Regions from separate parts of the Mus musculus genome. Here region 1 is linked to region 2. Evidence: chromatin contacts called from ENCODE Hi-C or POLR2A ChIA-PET data. All regions are on one chromosome and are shown on one strand. The core of a region is the stretch at or near the end of the contact, and the rest is flanking DNA. Distances in the headings are between cores, read along the strand shown.

Region 1 (6,192 bases), core at 1,427-3,926, 38 kb after region 2:
TCTGCAGTCTACTACGATTATTATGTACTCAGACACAAGGAAGAGGGACAGGAATTGATGTGACAACAAATATACAAGCCCATGGCTGCCAGATCTGCACCCAGTCCCTGGGGCCCACAGTGTGTAGTTAAAAGCTTGGAATTTGAAGGTGAATAGCCCTGGCTTCAATTCTGGTTTCTTCACTAATTAGCCTGATTCGTGGCAAGTTATATAAGCTAACTCATGATTGTTCATCTATTAGGAGCAATATCAAAATATTATTTCTCTAATATGATTACTGTGAGATTAGAAGAACTGATGCCTATTAAAAAAAAACAACAACAACTTAGCAGGAAACCTGGTGTCTGAGAAGAAATAAATAGGTAATAGTTACTTAGAAACATTTTTTTTTTTTTGAGCCAGGGTCTCATGTATCCCAGTTGTCCCGAACTCAATATGTAGCAGAAGGTGACCTTGAACTTCTAATCCTCCTGCCTCTACCTCCCGAGTACGTGTTGCAGGTGTGTGCCACCATGCCCAGTTTATGCAGTGTTGAGGATGGAGCTCAGGGCTTTGTGCTTATTAGAGAAACACTGTAGTGTAGAGGGATTTTAACCCAGCTACATGGCTACTCTGGCTGGAATACAGACATACCCTTACAGCATACCTGGAATACAGACACACCCTTACAGCATGGCTGGAATACAGACATACCCTTACAGCATACCTGGAATACAGACACACCCTCACAGCATGGCTGGAATACAGACATACCCTTACAGCATACCTGGAATACAGCACACACCTTTAATCCCAAACAATGAAGGTAAAGTTGTTTGTAGAAGGAAGCACCCATGTTTGAAAGTGATTTGTCTAATTGAGTGGCAGACAAAGTGACGAATCAGAGAAAGATTTGACAGATAGGCTATGCCCAACTCTCACAAAAACAGTGAAGAGAGGTGACTTAAGAGAAAGCAGGACAGAGAAAGGGAGGAGAGTTTTACCTGGAAAGTTCTACAGAGATAGGTTGAAGAGAGAACAGCTAATCACAGGTGAAGACAGAATGAGCCAGAGAGTGAGAAGGAGTCAAAAGATTAGAATAGATTGCCAAAGTTAGTATGAGCAATTAAGTTAGAAGCTAAGAGAATTTGAATCAGTCAGTTTGGAGAGGAGTTTGAGCCAGAACAGAGGAGTTGGTCAGCTAGCCAGAGTTCAGAAAAAACAAAAAACAACAACAACAAAAAACCTTGAAAGTGTGAGCTTATTTGGCAGTAAGTCTCAGAGGCTGAAAACATTCTAGACCTAGTATTTGATGTCCATATTAAGTTTTTTTGTTAATTTTTTTTTGGGGGGGGGGGTTCGAGACAGGGTTTCTCTGTGTAGCTCTGGCTGTCCTGGAACTCACTTTGTAGACCAGGTTGGCCTCGAACTCAGAAATCTACCTGCCTCTGCCTCCTGAGTGCTGGGATTAAACGCGTGCGCCACCACCACCCGGCCTGGATTCTTTTCTGCATTACAGTCATGGGTCTTGGGTCTGCCTGAGTCGAGTCTCTGAGAAGTTAGGAGCCCCTGAGGCTCCCTGGTTGCTGCAACTCTGTACCATGACAGGAGCCTGAGGAACTTCCATTACCAGTGATAAATGCTGAAGGCGAAGAAGCAATAGACGCTGCCTGCCTGACTGGAACAAACTGTCTCCTCTTTGTCACTTAAGCAAGCCAACTGCTGTTGGGGGGAGCAAGGAGAAGGAATGTGGAAGTATTTAGTGGGCAGTTCGGATGGGAGAGAGGGATGCATCGAGGATCAATCCCAGGCTTCCTTTTTGAGAAATGGTCAGAGCATCATCCACTATACAGTGCCTCTGCACCAAGCACAGAAGGCCGTGAACCGAGCTGCAGGTTTCATGAACACCCCCGACTCCCACTTCTGTAATTATGAGGAGTATTTTTTCCTAGTGAAGTGTGCTGCTTTGAGGGACCGTGTCTTCTTTTCATAATGAGTCTAGCAAGCTGAGCTACCATCTGTAGACCCAGATGAGGAGAGAGATTACATTAAAAACCTACCTTGGCCCGAGGAAGTACTTTTCAGACACGTAGCTAACCATTTTCTAAGCTGAAGTGTGAGCAGAGAAGTTGCACACTCTCACCTCCACACACTGAGCTCAAATAGATTCAAATGCAGGCATCGAGAAGCACACAGTTAGATGGCAATTTAAAGCTCTGCCTTGTGGCCTTCACTGCCCTTTTACTCTTGGCTCTGTCTATGTTCTTTGAGAGAACTGTATTTTGCTTTCCTATTAGCATCGGGGAAGGACCCCATTCTGCTTTTATTTCAAACTTCAACCACCCCTACACGTGTTCGATTCCTCTTGAGATGCCATTGATGCGCCAGCCTGGTACTGGAAGCTCACTGCCTTTCCCGAGGCAAGGCTCTGGGATTCCATCTTTTGAATCTCTGAATCACAGATGCCTTCCCACTTGCACACTGGCGGGAGCTCAGTGGACTTCCTCTAAGCAAGCCAAGCAAATTCTCTAAATGCCAGATGTAAGATGGGAATTCAAAGGTCATGGTTCTCCTCTGTGCTGCCCCCATTCCCACCCCGGCTAGGAGTGTGAGAAGTTCACATGACTGCACAAGACACCACTGGGCACTGCTAACTGCCATCCGTGCCAACGCATAGGCTCTGCTCTCTGTATCATAGAATGACTGTCTGTATTTGCTGAGCTTGTCTCTCCTGACCCGAGTCTCCAGCTCTCCCAGCCAATGCATTTGCATCATTTCTGTGTGTGCCTTGTTTGACCTGCCTCTTCTCCAGCACTGTGAGCCGGTCTGTGGGTGGTTCCCCCTCCCAGCCCCCACTGCCATGAAGAATGACAAGGGCAAAGGTCAGAAACTCCTATGATTCATTTCCTCTTTGCTGCACGCAGTGGATAGCTTTCTGGATGAGTCACTCGGATGCCAAGTATGGGACTGGGGTGGGGGCTCCTTTACATGAACCCCAAGGCGCTGCTATGCCCCCTCTCCGTTAGAAGAACAGAGTTCTTAAGAGCCCTTACAATTTTTGTATTTTCCTCCTGTGGTGTTATAAGCCCATCTGTGCCCTCTTTCTTTGTCCTGTTTGCTTGGATAACATTATCATCTTTTGTGGTCTCCTTGAATTCTGACTCCAGAATTGGCAGACACTTAAAATAGACCTCAAATGTGCTCTTATATTAATACATTTTCCAGGGGCTAGAGGAATAGCTCAGTGGGTTAAGTGCATGTTGCATAAGTATGATGGCTTGGGTTCAAATCCCCAGAACCTACATGAAAAAGCCAGATGTGGTTTGGGTGATGGTGGAGATGCACGCCTTTGATCCCAGCTCTCGGGAGGCAGAGAGCTGGATCTCCGAGTTCAAGGCCAGCCTGATCTCCAACGTGAGTTCCAGGACAGCCAGGACTATACAGAGAAACCCTGTCTCTAAAAACAAAAACAAACAAACAAAAGGCTAGATGTGCTGCCTGGCTGATACTTGTAATCTCAGTGCCAAGAGATAGAGAAAGAGAGATTCCCTGGGGTTGCTGGCCAACCAGCCTACTCTAATCTGTAAACTACAGGCCAATGAAAAACTTGGTCTCATAAAACAGGATGGGGCTGGAGAGACAGCTGAGTGGTTCTGAGTAAGTACTTCTCTTGCAGATGATGTAAGTTCAGTTCCGAGCACTGACCTGGGATGGCTCATAATTGACTGTAACTTCAGTTAGAGATTATCTGACACCCTAGCCTGGTCTCTCTAGGTACCTACCTACATATGAACATACCCACACAGAGATACACGCCCACATAACTAAAAATCACCGGGCATTGGTGGTGTATGCTTTTAATCCCAGCAATTGGGATAGGGGACAGAGGCAGAGGCAGATGGATCTCTGAATCCAAGGCTAGCATGGCCTATAGATCAAGTTCCAGGACAGTCAGGATTATACAGAGAAGCCTGTCTCAAAAACAAAAAACAAAACAAAACATAAAAAAAATAAAATAAATGCTAGAAAACAGCAACAATATGGTGGAATGCGTGTGAGGAATGACTCATGAAGATGACTTGGCTTTGACACATGTGCACATATGGAGACACATGAACATGAACACATATACATATACACACACAAAATAAAAATATGCTCTCATGTCATTTAGACTAAACTATTCAGAGAAGTGTAGTCATGGATCCTCAAGAAAAAAAAAATCCGCCTTCCAGAAGGACAGCATATGGCGACAGCAGACATCAGCTAAGGAAGATGACAATTGTACTTCACACTGAGGTCCCTATCAAGGTGTTGTTTCCTCAATGAAGGGAGGTCACTGTTTTGTTTTTGCCTTTATATACAAACAGAAAACTAAGTGCACAGTATAAGAAATAATTATCAACCAAACACCCTCCATCAAGAAATGAAACAGGTCCAGCCCAGAAGCCCCTCCTTTGTTTGCCTTCCAGACAACGCCCTTGCCACTCCTTGGGGTACCCCTATCTGTGGTAGCCACTCCCTTGCTTTTGTGATTATGTCTGTGTGCTGGTTAATTACTTTCAGGGCAGTATCACCTTTATCTTCTGCACATGGCACCGTGTAATTCATTTGTGTTAAGTAATGACCACAGGGGACACGGGGCTAGCTCTGTGTGTGTGTAGTAGTCTTTCTTCTTCTCAGAATTGCACAGAACTGCTAACCCATGTCTCCAGTCGTGAACTAAGAGCACTTCTGCTAAAACATACATTTAGAATGATAACACTGTGGAGGTGAAGTAAGCAAGACACTTGCAGTGGTCCAAGCATGCCAATGCAGTGGTCCAAACCTGACACTGCAGTGGTCCAAGCCTGACACTGCAGTGGTCCAAGCCTGACACTGCAGTGGTCCAAGCATGCCAATGCAGTGGTCCAAGCCTGACACTGCAGTGGTCCAAGCATGACACTGAAGTGGTCCAAACCTGACACTGCAGTGGTCCAAGCCTGACACTGCAGTGGTCCAAGCCTGACACTGCAGTGGCCCAAGCATGACAATGCAGTGGTCCAAACATGACACTGCAGTGGTCCAAGCATGACAATGCAGTGGTCCAAGCCTGACACTGCAGTGGTCCAAGCATGGCACTGCAGTGGCCCAAGCCTGACGCTGCAGTGGTCCAAGCATGACACTGCATGACACTTACAGTGGTCCTCCTACGTGCTGCAGTTTCTAGGCTGCAAGTAGAGTTACATAGCTCCCGCAGGGAAGACTGAGCCCCTCCTTATTCTAGGCTCTTTTCTCTAACTTTAGTGGGAAACAGCCCAGCAATGTCAAAATCTACAGAACCCACTCGTGACAGGAGCCTTTTTCTAGTTCCAGGGTTCCCCTCCCCACCCTCAACTTCTCACTTGCTATTTCTGTGTAGTTTTTGGGGGGGGGGCTTTTAGATCTTCCTTGATCTGGAATATTCTCTGCTGAACTAGGGAAAGAGGGTAAGTGGGATGGGACATAAAGTCTTATTCTTAGCTTCTTTTACTTCCACAGTTTCCTTTATTTTTTTGTCACCGGCTAACACAGCTTCGCTCAGGGGCAGACAGCTAACAGTATTTTATAGATACCAACGATACTCGGGATGGTGGCTTACTGTTCCTACTGTGTAAGAAAGGCCACTGTCACTAGAAAGCTTCAGAAACTATCAAAGGCTCACCACACTAGACACCAGGAATTCAAAGGTTGAGCTCAAAAGCTAAGTTCTTTGTTTGTTTGTATGTTTTCAGGTTTTGTTTTTTTGTTTGTTTGTTTGTTTGTTTGTTTTTGTTTTTTGTTTGAGACAAGGTTTCTTTATGTAGCCCTGACTGTCCTGGAAACTTATTCTGTAGACCAGACTGGCCTGGAACTCAGGGATCTGCCTACTTTTGGCTCCCAAGTCCTGGGATTAAAGGTGTGCATGCCCTGCCCCCCCCTCCCCCCCAGCTAAGTTCTTCTTAGGCAAGTCCCCTCTGTGTTTATTTGGCTGAGGACCCTGGACTTGCTTCATAGCCACCGTATTAATTCTCTCTCTCTGTCTCTCTCCCTCTCCCTCTCTTTTCTCTCTCTCCCTTCTTTCCTTCCTTCCTTCCTTCCTTCCTTCCTTCCTTCCTTCCTTCCTTCCTTCCTTCCTTCCTTCCTTTCTTTCTTTCTTTCTTTCTTTCTTTCTTTCTTTCTTTCTTTCTTTCTTTCTTTCTTCCTTTCTGAGTT
Region 2 (6,209 bases), core at 3,377-5,876:
TTTTTTTTCTTTTTCTTTTTTCTTTTTTTTTTGGTTTTATCTTTTTTTGTTTGTTTTGTCTTCAGTTGTCTCTGATGCAGCTTATATGAAGATAATTATTCTGTTAACGGAATACCACTCTGATTGCAAAAAAAGCAGCTGTTTTGTTGACATGTTGACTGCTAAGTAAATACAACTTTTTTATTAAAAAAAGATACATCATAAGTGGGTAACATGATTAAACTTGGGCTTTGGAGCCCACCTCCCATTTGTGAGCAATAGTCAATACTTAATACCTGACATTAATATATCTAGAACCTGATGTAACTGGATTTGTTTGTTTGTTTGTTTGTTGGTATCAAACAAGTATATTTAAATTTGGTTGGTTTACTTTGTGAGCATACTTTGGAAGATCTTAGGTGGTTCTAAATTTTTTACTTCGTGGTTTCAAAGGCCAGAGTCTTGCTAGGTAACGGGGGCATAAGTACACATAAATACTATTAGACTGGGTAATGGCACAAAAGCCATGGCCCTATTGAAAGCTTTCCATGTTTGCTACTTTCAGTTTTAAGGTGAGTTTAGCTTAGCCTGTTTCTGTGTAATTTCTTTGGTAGTATCCTGAGAAGACAGAAGGAAAATAAAGTCAGTTCCACTGTCCTATCGTCAGCCTGACACCGATAGTCTCCTGGCCTGTGACACTATCTTCTGAGATGCCTATTCTGTGTGTATCAGTCCTGTGTGATTTTGGACTTAGTACTTGATGTTTTCAGTATCATGCGGAGGTTGGTTGTTCAAATGGATAAAAAAACACAGAGTAGAATCTGGTATGAATTGGGAAAGAATTTATAATGACAGTAATAATTGCTGCCATTTAGATTGAAGAAAGCTTAAGCAGTTACTTGGGTGTTTAGTGAAGTGCAGTTTGTTAACTTTTTTTTGAAAATTCCCATTGTGTAGGTCTGACTGGCCTGGGCCTCACTGTGTAGAGCAGGTTGGAAACTCCCAGGTCTCCCTGCCCCCAGGAGCTGCACACCGAGGCATGCCTGGTGCTGGTCAAACTTTGATAGGAAATAAAATTAGGAAGGGATTAGCTGCAGCCTAAGGTGAAGTTTTAAAGCTTTGGGTGACAAAAGGTTGCAGGGTTTGGGAAAGGCAGTGGCGTTAGCATTGCTTGGAGGCCGTTGAATGCTGTGCTGCCCAGTATTCAAGGCAGCCGCCTAGAGCTCCAGTTTGAAGATGCCAGATGCTGATGTGTTCTGTGCCGTGTGCAGATGCACTTCGACTTTCACCTGCCTACCCCTTCTGAAGGGTTGCCTGCAAGGAGTGAAAACTAAAGGCTAGTTTGCAGGGGCTGAGAGTCTCATGGGGGTCCGGGTAGAAGGTAATTAAAAATCTTCTCTAGTACTTGGAGCTGGGCAGGTGGGCTAGAGATGAGTATTTACAAGGCCCTAGGTCCCATGGCCAGCATAAGAAAAGGGAAAGAAAAGGTGCTATGGGCACTGTTTGTTCCATGAAACAGAACGCTGGCAGGGTGGGTGTTGCCAGAGAGCAAACCTCAGTCACTGTAGGTGCTGTTAGGTGATTTAAGATTTACCTCCTTTGAACGCCTCTTGAGGCGTTCAGGTGCACTACATAAACTGGTCACTAGGGGGCATCAGCTCATCAGCCTGTACTGCAAAAAGCTATAGCCCTGAGAAGTCTATTAAAAATTAATAGACTTTAGAAGTTAGAAATTAATTTTTGAGGGTTCCCCCCAAGAAAACTAGGAAATAGTTGGGAAATCTTGGGTTTTATCAATGTGGGTGGGACTATTTGTGTTTTAAACACTGATAAAATACCTGATAATTTCATTGTATAGTAGCTTTTTAACTTTTTTTGTGCATATAGTGGGGTGGCAAGTATGCCATAGCCTTTAAGACCAGCAACTGTAACATCTGAGCCATTTTGTCCACTCTTGTTACTCTTGCAGGCATTGGGATGCTGGTATAGGAATACCTAACACTATTGCTAAAAAACTCCAAGCCCCATGGGATTCAATGTATATGGTAATTAGGGAATAATATGAGTCAAGTTTAGTGCGTGCTGTAGTACGTTTTAAAGATACACCAAGTGCAGATAGGGTTTGCTGGCTAGGTACTGAGAGGAAAGAATGGTGAAAGGCACGTGTTCTCAACGCATTTGCAATCTTTATGACCCATGTGTTGAAGTAGTTAAAAAAAAAAAAAAACCTTGATGACACAGGAAACTGGGAAGCGAGGTCTGGGATTACGGCAGAACACAGCTTGTGCACGGAGCTGGTCTGTTGCCCACACCCGACCTTGCTTCCCTCCCTCCCGCCCTCTGAGCTGTCTAGGCCCCTTGTCCATCAGAGTGCAGGGTGCTGGTGATGAATGCATTCGTTCTCTGCTTGCCATGTAGGTGGTGTATTTAGAGTCCTCAGTGGGTGTGTCCTGAGTAGACATTTTCATGAAATTGGGTCCTAAGGCTTGGAGCTCTAGTGTCTAAACCAGTTCATCCCAGAAGACCTTTTGTATGTTTACTGATTCCTAGTTACATGGTAACTAGAGTTTTCTTTTCAGGGTCCTTTTAAGTAAAATATCCCATTTTCCGTGATCAGTTCTTAAAGTCAAAGGCGCGTTTATAAGAGCTACTGAGTATCAGGCGTTTATAAGAGCTACTGAGTATCTAGCTTGGGGAATCTGCTTCACTCTTTGGCAATAAGTACTTGGCTATGCCAGGAAGGTGGAAAACAGAACACCTTAAAAACAAGTTGAATGAACCATTAATTATGTAAAGGAAAACATTTTTAATGTTTCCTGCATTTTCTGACGATTTATCTTTTGAGGATTTTGTTTGTTTGTTTGTTTTCTTTAGGAAAAAGTCTCTCTAGCCAGTTAAGTGAGGTGGCAGTTGAAATAAACAGAGCAGAGTTTCAGGCTACAAAATTCTGAAACTTAAATTTCCAATAATGGAACTTATTGTGGTCAATGTACACATAGCTTACCACAGAAATACTAATTGTGAAACAGCCAGAGGGAATCAGGGAATTTTAAAGTCTTTAGTCAGAATGAAGTGAACACGTTGGAAATCTATGATGACTGGGCATTTGCAACTGTTTTAGGAAAAATAGTGCCTGGTAAACTGGGCTACAGTTCACAGTTCAGTGCTTTTCCAAATGGGATACCTTTCTCAACTATGCCTCTCTGTGTTGGCTACAAACCTCTACCTGGCTTTAGGGACTCTGGATACTATAAATGCACTTTCCAGATAACAAGAGAATGCTGTTCTGCTGAAAAAAGACAGCTGGTAGTATAGGAACTCTGGAGTGCTGACCTGTTCTACAGAGGTGGGGGAAAGAAATTAAGGTGGTTAGTAATCAGAATTACAAGTCTATTCTTGGTATACACAAAGATAATGCTTATGCATGATCACATTAGAAATCTTTACATTTGTTTTTTTGGGGGGGGGGGGGAATGGGGAACAAAAACGAAAGGCTGTAAAATGAGTCCAAATGTAAGACTCAGAATTGTTTTTTTTGAACTGGTCCATTTGATCAGAACCTTGGGTGAAGGTCCAAGAACTCTGTTTTCGAGAAGACATTTCTGTTAGCTCTCAGATTAAGTTCGAGTTTCATAGCACGACACACGAAAGACTTTGAATAGTTCATCCTCGACATTCTCTTCGATTGGATTCCTGATTCTTCCTGGCGGTGTGGCAGCAGCCCTTGTCTGACCAACAGCCTGTTTTGTCCTATCTCCTTATGGTGAGAGGAGGCTTAGAGGTTATTTTCCCAAACTGGAGACTAGATCTGTGCTTTATAGTCTACCTTATCAGGAAAGGTTTAAAGGCAAGACGGAGACTAGGACTTTCCAGAGTCAGATTCCCACAGGTGTTTGTAGGACATTCGCCAAGGCTTGTGTGTATGACCTCCCAATGCTGGACATCTGCCTACCCTGCTACTGCTGTGGACTGCAAGGTCTGATCTAGAAGGAAACCCGAGGGCCTAGAGAGATGGCACTCCTCGCAGAGGTTCAATTCCCAGAACCTGTTCTAGGGATCTGCTGATTTCTGACCTGCGTTCTCATACAATACGTACTACACACACACAAGCAAAACATACACTCACAAAAACAAAAACCGCTTGGTGAGTCTGGCTATTTTGCCTGTGTTCTGTGGCAGGAAAGGAAGTCAAGAATGTATACCTGGAGTGAGTCCACCCTTATTTCCCTGTCACTACAAACTGGTAGCTTTATTGTTTTGCCTTAGCTAATTGCCCCCAGGAACAACTATTTATTTAATGGCTGAACAACACCAACAACAAAAAAGCTCGAAGCACTCTTGGGTTTTGTTCCCTGAGATGTTTACATAGCTATGGGGGGGGGGGGGGTAATGCCCGCTATGGAACTTCGTCCCCTAAGTTTTATGCCCTTGTCTGGAGTCGGCTCCGCGTTGACCCCAGGGGTGGCTCCCCAGGCCTGCCTGGATCTGCTACCCACCCCCGCAGCGGAGAGCCCACCTGCTAAGGAAGGGCCGGTCCGTGGGGGGATGGTTTTTCGGCGCCCTCTGGGCGTCGGCAGTCGCCGCCCGGCAGCCGCGGCGACCTCAGCGACCGCGTGGAGCCTCCAGGAGTTTCCAGAACCTGCTTCCAGGCGGCGCGGGCGGCCGTGGGCGGTGGGGCGGGGCGGGGGCGGAGCCGGCGGCGGGGCTGGGGCGGAGCCGGCGGCGGGGGGCGTGTCCGCGGCGGGCTCTGGGAAGGCCCCAAGTTAATGAGGCGTACGCCGGCTGCCGAGCGCCTCTCGGAGCTGGGTTTTCCCCCGCGGCGCGGGCGCCAGGAGCCGCCTTTTCCGCTGGGTGTCACTCGGGGGTGGGGAGGGTGGCCCATTGAAAAGCGCCGCGAGGGGCCCCGGCCAGTGCCCTTCAGTGAGCGCTCGCCGGAGGACGGCAGAGAGCAGCCCGCTCACGGCTCCGGGATCTTGTGGCGAGTCAGGACGCGCCTGTCCCTCTGCCGGGACCCCGAGCCACCGCCGCCGCCGCCACCGCTCTGTCTCCTGCGAGTCAGCCTTCTCTGCGCGCTCCGGGCGGGCGGCCGCGGAAGCCGCTGGGGCGAGGACGGCGCAGGGCTGCTACTGCTACCCCCAGCCGGAGCGTCTGGAAGCCTGAAGGCCGAGCGGAGCAGCAGCACCCCTTATGCCGGAAGGATGCTGGAGAACAGCGGCTGCAAGGCGCTGAAGGAAGGAGTGCTGGAAAAGCGAAGCGACGGGCTGCTGCAGCTCTGGAAGAAAAAGTGCTGCATCCTCACCGAGGAAGGGCTACTGCTCATACCGCCCAAGCAGCTACAACAGCAGCAGCAGCAGCAACAGCCCGGGCAGGGGACGGCCGAACCGTCCCAACCTAGTGGCCCCACCGTCGCCAGCCTTGAGCCACCAGTCAAGCTGAAGGAATTGCACTTTTCCAATATGAAGACTGTAGACTGCGTGGAGCGCAAGGGCAAGTACATGTACTTCACTGTGGTGATGACGGAGGGCAAAGAGATCGACTTTCGGTGCCCCCAGGACCAGGGCTGGAACGCCGAGATCACGTTGCAGATGGTGCAGTACAAAAATCGCCAGGCCATACTGGCGGTCAAGTCTACCAGGCAGAAGCAGCAGCACCTGGTCCAGCAGCAGCCTCCGCAGACGCAGCAGATCCAACCCCAGCCCCAGCCGCAGATCCAACCCCAGCCCCAGCCGCAGATCCAGCCTCAACCCCAACCCCAGCCCCAACCTCAGCCCCAACCTCAGCCCCAACCCCAACCCCAACAGCTCCACTCCTACCCGCATCCGCATCCTCATCCTTACTCTCACCCGCACCAGCACCCACACCCGCACCCGCACCCGCACCCTCACCCTCACCCTCACCCGTACCAACTCCAGCACGCGCACCAGCCTCTTCACTCGCAGCCGCAGGGTCACCGGCTTCTCCGCAGCACCTCCAACTCTGCCTGAAGAGGGCGGCACCCGGGCCACTCAAGGTAAGGTCCTGGCAACCTGGGACACCTAGAAACGTGCCAGCATGGCTGTTGGGAAGAGTAGGAAGCTTGTTGACCGATTTCGCTCCCGAAGCAAAGTTTAAAAAAAAAAATCGTTTCAAGTTTCTGGAGAGGTGGAAAGAAGATGGGCAAGCCGGAGCTTGTAGAGGCAGGGCGGGGAGAGAAGAGCCGGAGGAATTCCGCCAGGGAGCAGGGCACGGGG

Evidence for each region. Hi-C counts contacts between places; a loop is a spot of excess contacts on that map. ChIA-PET counts read pairs that join two places held with the same protein, here RNA polymerase II (POLR2A).
Region 1: a loop to region 2 is called in a map of heart, with 7 times the contacts of the local background. The contact joins the enhancer-like site here to the promoter of Phlda1 in region 2. A Hi-C loop is called at or near these places in 13 of 37 maps with a recorded cell type or tissue (Patski, T-helper 1 cell, gastrocnemius and 3 more). POLR2A ChIA-PET finds 5 or more read pairs at or near these places in 2 of 5 experiments (Patski and embryonic stem cell).

What each region holds. Positions count from the first base shown.
Region 1 is chr10:111,541,305-111,547,496 of GRCm38, forward strand. No RefSeq gene overlaps it. Among named protein-coding and RNA genes, the nearest start is that of Gm30193, 29 kb to the right of the region's middle. Within about 2 kb of position 2,677, at least 3 of the 3 ENCODE cell types and tissues checked have a DNase peak (open chromatin) inside an H3K27ac peak, as active enhancers do; they include gastrocnemius, heart and left cerebral cortex, where a contact is called at or near this core.
Region 2 is chr10:111,501,660-111,507,868 of GRCm38, forward strand. It overlaps Phlda1 (pleckstrin homology like domain, family A, member 1), which reads left to right and starts at 4,627. Exons shown (of 2, transcript NM_009344.3): 1 at 4,627-5,989. The coding sequence starts at 4,746. The coding sequence ends at 5,963.